Regions from separate parts of the Homo sapiens genome. Here region 2 is linked to region 1. A link is a loop called in an ENCODE intact Hi-C map of the cell type or tissue named here. Cell type or tissue: right lobe of liver. All regions are shown on one strand. Each heading gives the region's core, and the rest is flanking DNA. Links, peaks and the distances in the headings are about the cores only. Region 1 overlaps ROCK1 (Rho associated coiled-coil containing protein kinase 1). Region 2 overlaps LOC107985161 (a long non-coding RNA gene).

Evidence for each region. Peaks named below come from ENCODE experiments on the same cell type or tissue, not always from the same donor. Only the 100,000 strongest peaks of a DNase experiment are listed, where the experiment ranks them.
Region 2: it touches region 1 in a loop (7-fold over the local background); 1 of 110 quality-filtered maps calls a loop at or near these places.

Annotation. Positions count from the first base shown.
Region 1 is chr18:21,091,297-21,095,698 of GRCh38, reverse strand. The region is part of intron 1 of ROCK1 (Rho associated coiled-coil containing protein kinase 1); the gene reads left to right. Among named protein-coding and RNA genes, the nearest start is that of ROCK1, 18 kb to the left of the region's middle. In right lobe of liver, for the core only: no CTCF peak of the experiment used is centred there; a DNase peak (open chromatin) is centred at 2,388.
Region 2 is chr18:21,152,648-21,157,049 of GRCh38, reverse strand. The region is part of intron 2 of LOC107985161 (a long non-coding RNA gene); the gene reads left to right. Among named protein-coding and RNA genes, the nearest start is that of ROCK1, 43 kb to the right of the region's middle. In right lobe of liver, for the core only: no CTCF peak of the experiment used is centred there; no DNase peak of the experiment used is centred there.

The sequences.
Region 1 (4,402 bases), core at 124-4,123:
CTCCCCTACTACCCTTCCTATCTCTGTCTCCATGAGTTGAATTGTTTTGAGTTTTAGATCCCACAAATGAATGGGAACATGTGAGATTTATCTTTCTGTGTCTGGCTTATTTCACTTAATGTAATGACCTTGAGTTCTATCTATGTTGTGCAAATGATAGGATTTTATTCTTTTTTATGGTTGAATAATATCCCATTGTGTATATGTACCGTATTTTCTTTGTCCATTGATCATGGACACTTAGGTTGCTTCCATATCTTGGGTGTTGTGAATAGTGGTATGATAAACATGGGAGTGCAGATATCTCTTCGCTATACTGATTTCTTTTCTTTTGCATATGTACCTAGAAGTGGGATTGCTGGATTCTATGGGTAGTTTGATTAGTTCTTTGAAGAACCGCCAAACTGTTCTCCATAGTGGTTGTACTAATTTACATTCCCGTTAACATTGTAGGAGAGTTCCCGTTTCTCCACATCCTCAGTTGTATTCATTATTGCCTCTTGGATTAAAAAAAAAAGCTACTTTAACTGGGGTGAAATGATACCACATTGTAGTTTTGATTTGCATTTCTCTGATGATCAGTGGTGCTGAGTACCTTTTCATATACTTGTTTGCCATTTGTATGTCTTTTTTTTTTTTTTTTTTTTTGAGACAGAGTTTCCCTCTTGTTGCCCAGGCTGGAGTGCAATGGCGCAGTCTTGGCTCACCGCAACCTTTGCCTCCCAGGTTCAAGCGATTCTCCTGCTTCAGCTTCCCGAGTAGCTGGGATTACAGCCATGCACCACCACACCTGGCTAATTTTTTTGGTGTTTTTAGTAGAGATGGGGTTTCTTCATGTTGGTCAGGCTGGTCTCGAACTCCAGACCTCAGGTGATCTGCCCACCTTGGCCTCCCAAAGTGCTGGGATTACAGGTGTGAGCCACCGCGCCTGGCCATCTTTTTTTTTTTTTGAGACAGGATCTCATTTTGTTGCCCAGGCTGGAGTTCAGTGGTGGGGTCATGGCTTACTGCAGCATTGACCTCTCTGGCTCAGATGATTCTCTCACCTCAGCCTCTTGAGTAGCTGGGACTACAGGTGCGTGCCACCATGCCCGGCCAATGTTTGTATTTTTTTTTCTTTTTTTGTAGAGACAGGGTTTTGCCATGTTGCCCAGGCTGGTCTCAAACTCCTCGGCTTAATGATCCTCCTCCCAAAGTGCTGGGATTATAGGCATGATAGACGTCTTCTTTGGAGAAATGTCTATTCAGATCCTTTGCCCATTTAAAAATTGGATTATTAGACTTTTTTTCTCCTGAGTTGTTTGAGCTCCTTATATATTCTAGTTATTAATCCCTTGTTTGCACATATTTTCTCCCATTCTTTAGGTTGCCTCCTCACTTTGTTGATTCTTTAAAAAAGAATTTTGGATTCAGGAAAACCTAGTCTCATTAAAGGTAAAGATTAAGTTGAACTTCAGTAAAAACTAGAATTTGGGCTTAAATGCAAGCAAGGCTCATTCTCTGTGTTCTCTTACGTTTTTCTTTGTGTTGGCATCATTCTCTCAGATTGTAGACTGGTTTTAGTCACATGTGGAAAATATGGCTGCCTACAGCACTGGAACTTTATATCTAACAGCTTCAGCTTTGACCATTGACTTCAGATCTTTGAGTCTTGAGTATAGAGCTCTGGAGGAAAAGATTCATTAGTTACATTTAGGTCAGTTGCCAGGTGCCCACTCCTTGACTAATTTTTTTTTTTTTTTTGAGATTGAGTCTTGCTCTGTCACCCAAGCTGGAGTGCAGTGGCATGATCTCGGCTCACTGCAACCTCCACCTCCCAGGTTCAAGCGATCCTCCTGCCTCAGCCTCCCGAGTAGCTGGGACTACAGGTGCACACCACCACACCTGGCTAATTTTTTGTATTTTTAGTAGAGATGGGGTTTCACCATATTAGCCAGGATGGTTTCAATCTCCTAACCAAGTCTTGATCTGCCTGCCTCGGCCTCCCAGAGTGCTGGGATTACAGATGTAAGCCATCGTGCCTGGCTCCTTGACTAATTAATTGTGATCAGGCGGGTAGGGTCACATGAGAACTTTGAGAATGGGGAGGCAGTTTGCAGGAAAATGAGGGCAGTAGGGCAGGGCAGACAGTGCCGTAGGTGTACATTATGCTACCCTTTCTTTCCTCTTTGTCCTTAGAGAAGTCATATACACTCTTCTAAAGTGCAGTTTTCTCAATCTGTAAAATTGAATTAACAATAATTTATTTCATGGGGTACTGAGGAGGACTAAATGAGATAATTTAGAAAGCAGCATTTGAAACTTCACAAAAACAATAGAGTAACCTGGTGATAAGTGGCTGTACCTTGGTCTCTCACAACGTGCCCTGTGCTTATTTGGCCTGGCCCCAAAGGTTTTGCAAATGATGTGACTGCAGCTGGTTTTCCAGATCGGCTTCTTTGGTGTTGTCCACCAGAGAACTTGTGATTACAAGACGAGTGCCAGTAGCTTCTAAGACTATTTGTTCAGGTACAGTGGAAAAAGTCTTTTCTTCTTACCTTCAAATAGAATCTCTAATTGATCTGACCAATTTAGATATAATGTACCCATATCTGAATCAATCTCAGTCAAAATAATGGTGTGCTGATGAGCATAGGTCTGCATCATGTGCTCCAGTCTTGGAACTGGGGAAGAGCCAGCTTATACCAAGATACATTACGGTTGCATGAAGGAGGGGTGGAAATTGGAGTTCATTTACCATTATTAAATTATCTGACATTAAAATAAATATTGCCAGCCGTTTGCCAAACCTCAACTTAAGACCACCAACTGAGATACACTTGGACCTTTAAGAGAGGGATACCTGTGTGCTGCATTGCCTTGATGATATGTCATAGTGAGGATTACCAAATGCCTGTTGATGGATCCAGTCACATTAGAACCAAATACAGATTCTTGTGATTCATCACAGCTCCACCATATGAGAATTGAAGAAAAAGTCTTGTTTCCCATTTAATAAATTATTTTATCTTTTAAAAAATGTGGTTTAAAAAATGCCAGGCTATATGAAGAGGATGAGCATTTTCTGACACTTGCTAAAAAGAAGTTGTGTTGGTTTTTTTTTTTTTTTTTTTTTTTTAAAGATGAGGTCTTGCTTACCCAGGCTGGAGTGCAGTGGTGCGATCATGGCTCACTGCAGCCTTGACCTCCCAGGCTGAAGCAGTCCTCCCACCTCAGCCTCCCGAGTAGCTGGGACTACAGACCTGTGCCATCACAGCTGGCTAACTTTGTTGCATTTTAGTACAGATGAAGTCTTAACGATGTTGCCCAGCCTGGTCTTGAACTCCTGGGCTCAAGCAATCCTCCCACCTTGGCTTTCCAAAGTGCTGGGATTACAAGCAGTGCCTGGCCGGTTTTGTTTTATTTTGTTTGGTTGATCCAATTTTTTTAGTGGGGAAGGGAAAATCAAATTTTATACAGAAGCCAAATAAAGAGATTCCCTTAATCATCATTGTAACTCTCCAATACCTTGTTCCTTCACCTGTCAAAAGGAAGGGATTGGCTGTTTAGTAATTTATGAAGACATTATTTTAATGTGAAGAGGCTATAAAATAATAGTTTTACAATTGGTCCCTGAACAGCATGGTGGTTAGAGGTGCTGACTCCCCTAATAATTGAAAATCTGCATGTAACTTTGACTCCTCCCCAAATTTAACAGTTTTTTATTTTATTTATTTTTTGAGACAGCGTCTCGCTCTGTTGCCCAGGCTGGAGTGCAGTGGCATGATCTCGGCTCACTGCAACCTTTGCCCCACCGCCCACCCCCGGTTCAACTGATCCTTGGGCTTCAGTCTTCAGAGTAGCTGGGATTATAGGCATACGACACCACGCTGGGCTAATTTTTGTGTTTGTAGTAGAGACGGGTTTCACCACGTAGGCCAGCCTGGTCTCAAACTCATGGGCTCAAGTGATCCACTCGCCTCGGCCTCCCAAAGTACTGGGATTACAGGTGTGAGCCACTCTGCCCAGCCCCAGATTTAACAATTAACAGCCTTACTAATGTAAAGATTCAACTAGCACATATTTTGTGATATATGTACATAGTTATTTAATTTTTGAGATGGAATCTCGCTCTGTCACCCAGGCTGGAGTGCAGTGGCATGATCTTGACTCACTGCAACCTCTGCCTCCTGGGTTCAAGTGATTCTCCTGTCTCTGCCTCCCGAGTAGCTGGGACTACAGGTGCGTGCCACCACACCTAGCTCATTTTTGTATTTTTAGTAGAGACGGGGTTTCACCATGTTGGCCAGGCTGGTCTTGAACTCCTGACCTCGTGATCCACCCACCTCGGCCTCCCAGAGTGCTGGGATTACAGGCATGAGCCACCATTCCTGGCTATTATATATCTTATATACTGTATTCT
Region 2 (4,402 bases), core at 149-4,148, 61 kb before region 1:
TGGCACACCACGCGTACTTCTCAGGGGCCTGAGGGTTAGCCTGCCATCACTGCTGCCATGACTGATGCCATGCATACTACCCAGTAGCCTGAGGATCCATCCACCTGCCTACCCCACCACTGCCACCATTGTCACCAAAGCAAGCTGCGTGGAACCCCAAGGACTGGCCCACCCATGACTGCCACTACTAGTGCCCACGTATGCCAGCCAGCTGTGATGCTTGGGCCACTGACACTACCACTGATACCTGAGGACTAGACCACCTGGCATCCCCATCTTCAGCAAAGCGTTACCACAGCCTTTATTAACCACAGCCCGAATCACTGAGGAACTCAAAGATGCCACTGACACTGATCATAGCCATAGAAATCATATGGAAGCTATACTACCGCACCCACCAAGAATCAAAGCCAAAGCACCCTACCCAACCAACATTATAGATACATCTGTAGGAAAAAGTTTTTTCTTATAAAAGAAAATCGATAAAATTGAAAGAAGAAACTGTTACACCAGATGTGCAGATATCAATGTAAGGACAAAAGAAACATGAAAAAGCAAGGAAATGTGACCCCTCCCGAGGAAAACAATAATTCTCAGCCAGGAATGGTGGCCTATAATCCCAGCACTTTGGGAAGCCAAGGTGGGAAGATCACTTGAGCCCAGGAGTTCAAGACCACCTAGAGAGAGTTTCCTAGCCATGGCTCAGGATGAGGGAACTTAGTCAGACAGAGCCCATTGGTCTTCCTGAGTGGAGGAGACTCTCTGATCTGAGAGTCTCAGGAGGCCAGGATTGTAGAGTTTACAAAGAAAAGTACTGGGGCTGCAAAGAGAAGGAACTCCAGGGCACAATGGCTCACACCCGAATCCCAGCACTTTGGGAGGCCAAAGTGGGTGGATCACTTGAGGCCAGGAGTTTGAGGTCAGCCTGGGCAATATGGCGAAACTATGCCTCTACTAAAAATACAAAAATTAGCCAGGCGTCGTGGTGAGCACCTGTAATCCCAGCTACTCGGGAGGCTGAGGCATGAGAATTGCTTGAACCCTGGAGGCAGAGGTTGCAGTGAGCTGAAATCGTGCCACTGTACTCCAGCCTGGGTGACAGAATGAGACTCTGTCAAAAAAAAGAAAGAACAAAAATTCTCTAGTAATCCCAACGAAAAGGAAATTTATAAAATACTTGAAAAAGAATTCAAAATAATGATATTAAAGAAACATTGAGATACAAGAGAACATAGATAAACAATACAAAGAAATGAAGTAAACAATTAATGATCTAAATGAGAGATTGAACAAATAAATGGATATCATGAAAAAGAACCAAACAGAAATCTTGGAACTAAAGAGTTTAATGAATGAAATAAAAAATACAACTAAGTGCTTCAACAATAGATTAGATTATGCAGAAAAATTTAAAGAATTTCTAACCTTGAAGACAGTTTTTTTTTTTAAATAACCTAGTCAAGAAGAAGAAGAAATGAAGAAAGCCTACATGACATCACATACGAGACATTATAAAGTGACCAAATATTTTAATTTTGGAGGTTCCAAAAAGAGAAGAGATAGGCAAAGTCATAGAAAACCCATTTAATGAAATAATAGCTGAAACTTCCCAAGTCAAGCAAGAGATCTAGACATCTAGATACAGAAAGCTCAAATATCTCCAGATAGATTCAATCCCCAAAGGTCTTCTCTAAGGCATATTATAGTCAAACTGTCAAAAGTCAAAGACAAAGAAAGGATTCTAAAAAGAGCAAGAGAAAAGCATCAAGTTACATATAAGGGAATCCTTATTAGACTAACTGGATTTCTAAGCAAAAACCTTACAGGCTAAGAGAGAATGGGATGATATACTCAAAGTGCTGAAAGAGGCCAGGTGCAGTGGCTCACGCCTGTAATCCCAGCACTTTGGGAAGCCGAGATGGGAAAGAAAGTCAAGAAAGAAAGATTGGATTTAAACTGGACTTTAGACCAAATGGACCTAACAGACATTTAGAGAACATTTTATCCTATAGCTGCAGAACCTTCTTCTCATCAGCACATGGAACATTTTCCAAGATAAAGCATATTTTAGGCCGCAAAACAAGTCTCAACAAATTTTTAAAATCAAAATCACAGCAATCATATCAAGCATCTTCTCAGATCACAATGGAATAAAAATAGAAACCAATTAAAAGCTGACCTTTGAAAAGTGTACAAATAATGGAAATTAAATGACATGTTCCTGAACAGAAGTCAAAAAATTTCTTGAAACAAATGAAAATGGAAACACAACATACCAAAGCCTATGGGATACATTAAAAGTAGCACTAAGAACAGGTAACAATAAATACCTTTTTGATGTAGGCAGCAATAAATACCTACATCAAAAAAGTAAAAAGGTTTCACATAAACAACCAACAATGCACCTCAAGGGGCTAGAAAAGCAAGAACAAACCAAACCCCAAATTATAAGAAGGAAAGAAATAATAAAGATCAGAGAAAAACTAAACCACATAGAGACTAAAAACCAATACAAAGGATCAATGAAATTAAAAGTTGTTTTTTTGAAAAAATAAGTAAAATCGATAAGCTGTTAGCTAGACTAACCAAGACAAGAAAGAATTTCCAAATAAATAAAATCAGAAACAAAAAAGGAGGCATTATAACTGATACCACAAAAATACAAAGGATCATTAAACTATTATGAATAACTATATGGTAATAAATTGGAAAATCGATGGGAAATGAATAAATTCCTGAACACATACAACCTATCAAGATTCAACCAGGAAGAAATAGAAAACCTGAAAAATCCAATAACAAGTAACAAGATTGAATTAGTAATAAAAAGTCTACCAAAGTTATGAAAATTTTACCAAAGTTATAAAAAATTAACAACAATTTTTCTCAAAGTATTCCAAAAACTTGAAGAGGAGGTAGTTCTCTTCCTAACTCATTCACAAGACCAGCATTACCCAGGCACTAAAACCAGACAGGGACACAATAACAAAAAACTACAAGCCAATATTCCTGATGAACGTAGATGCAAACACCCTCAACAAAATACTAGCAAACCAAATCCAACAACACATTAAAAAGATGATACACCAGGATTGAGTGAGATTTATCCCAGGGATGCAAGGATGATATGCAAATCAATGCATTATCAATACATATGCAAATCAATAACTGTGATACATCACATCAAAAGAATGAAGGACAAAAGCCATATGATCATCTCAGTAGACACAGAAAAGGCCTTGATAAAATTCAACATCCCTTCATGATAAAAACTCTCAACAAATTAGGCATAGAAAGAACATACCTCAAAATAATAAAGGTCATATATGACAAACTCACAGCTAACATCGTGCTGAATGGGAAAAAGCTGAAAGCCTTTCCATCAAGAACTGAAACAAGACAAAAATGTCCACTTTCACTACATTTATTCAACATAGTATTTTAAGTCCTTGCCAGAGTAATCAAGCAAGAGAAAGAAATAAAAGTCAACCAAATTGGAAAAGAGGAAGTCAAATTGCCTCTTTGCAGAAAACATGATCTTATATATAGAAAAATCCAAAGACTCCACCAAAAACTCTTTTGAGCTGATGAACAAATTCAGTACAGTTGCAGAATACAAAATCAGCACACTAGAATCAGTAGCATTTCTTTTCTTTTTTTTTTTTTTTGAGACAGAGTCTCACTCTGTCACCCAGGCTGGAGTGCAGTGGCCCAATCTCAGCTCACTGCAACCTCTGCTTCCTGGGTTCAAGTGATTCTACTGCCTCAGCCTCCTGAGTAGCTGGGATTACAGACACGCGGCACCACGCCCAGCTAATTTTTGTATTTTTAGTTGAGACGGGGTTTTGCCATGGTTGCCACGCTGGTCTTGAACTCCTGACCTCAGGTGATCCACCCTCCTCGGCCTCTCAAAGTGCTGGGATTACAGGCGTGAGCCACCGTGCCTCGCCAAGAATCAGTAGCATTTCTATACACCAATAATGAACTAGCTATAAAAGAAATCAAGAAGGCAGCCCCATTTACAATAGCTGAAACAAAAATTAAGTAGCTAGGAATAAATTTAACCAAGGAGGTTAAAGACCTCTACAATGAAAATTATAGAACACTAATGAAAACAATTAAAAAGGACACATGCTCATGGAATGGGAGAATTAATATTGTTAAAATAATCATATTACCCAAAGCAATTTACAATTCAATGTAATCACCATCAAAATACCAATGATATTCTTCACAGAAATAGAAACAACAATCCTAAAATTTGTATGGAGCCCAAATAGCCAAAGCAATACTAAGTAAAAAGAATAAAGCTGGAGGCATCATATTACCTGACTTAAAAATATACTACAAGTCTATAGTAACCAAATCAGCATGGTGCTGGCATTAAAAACAGACACATAAA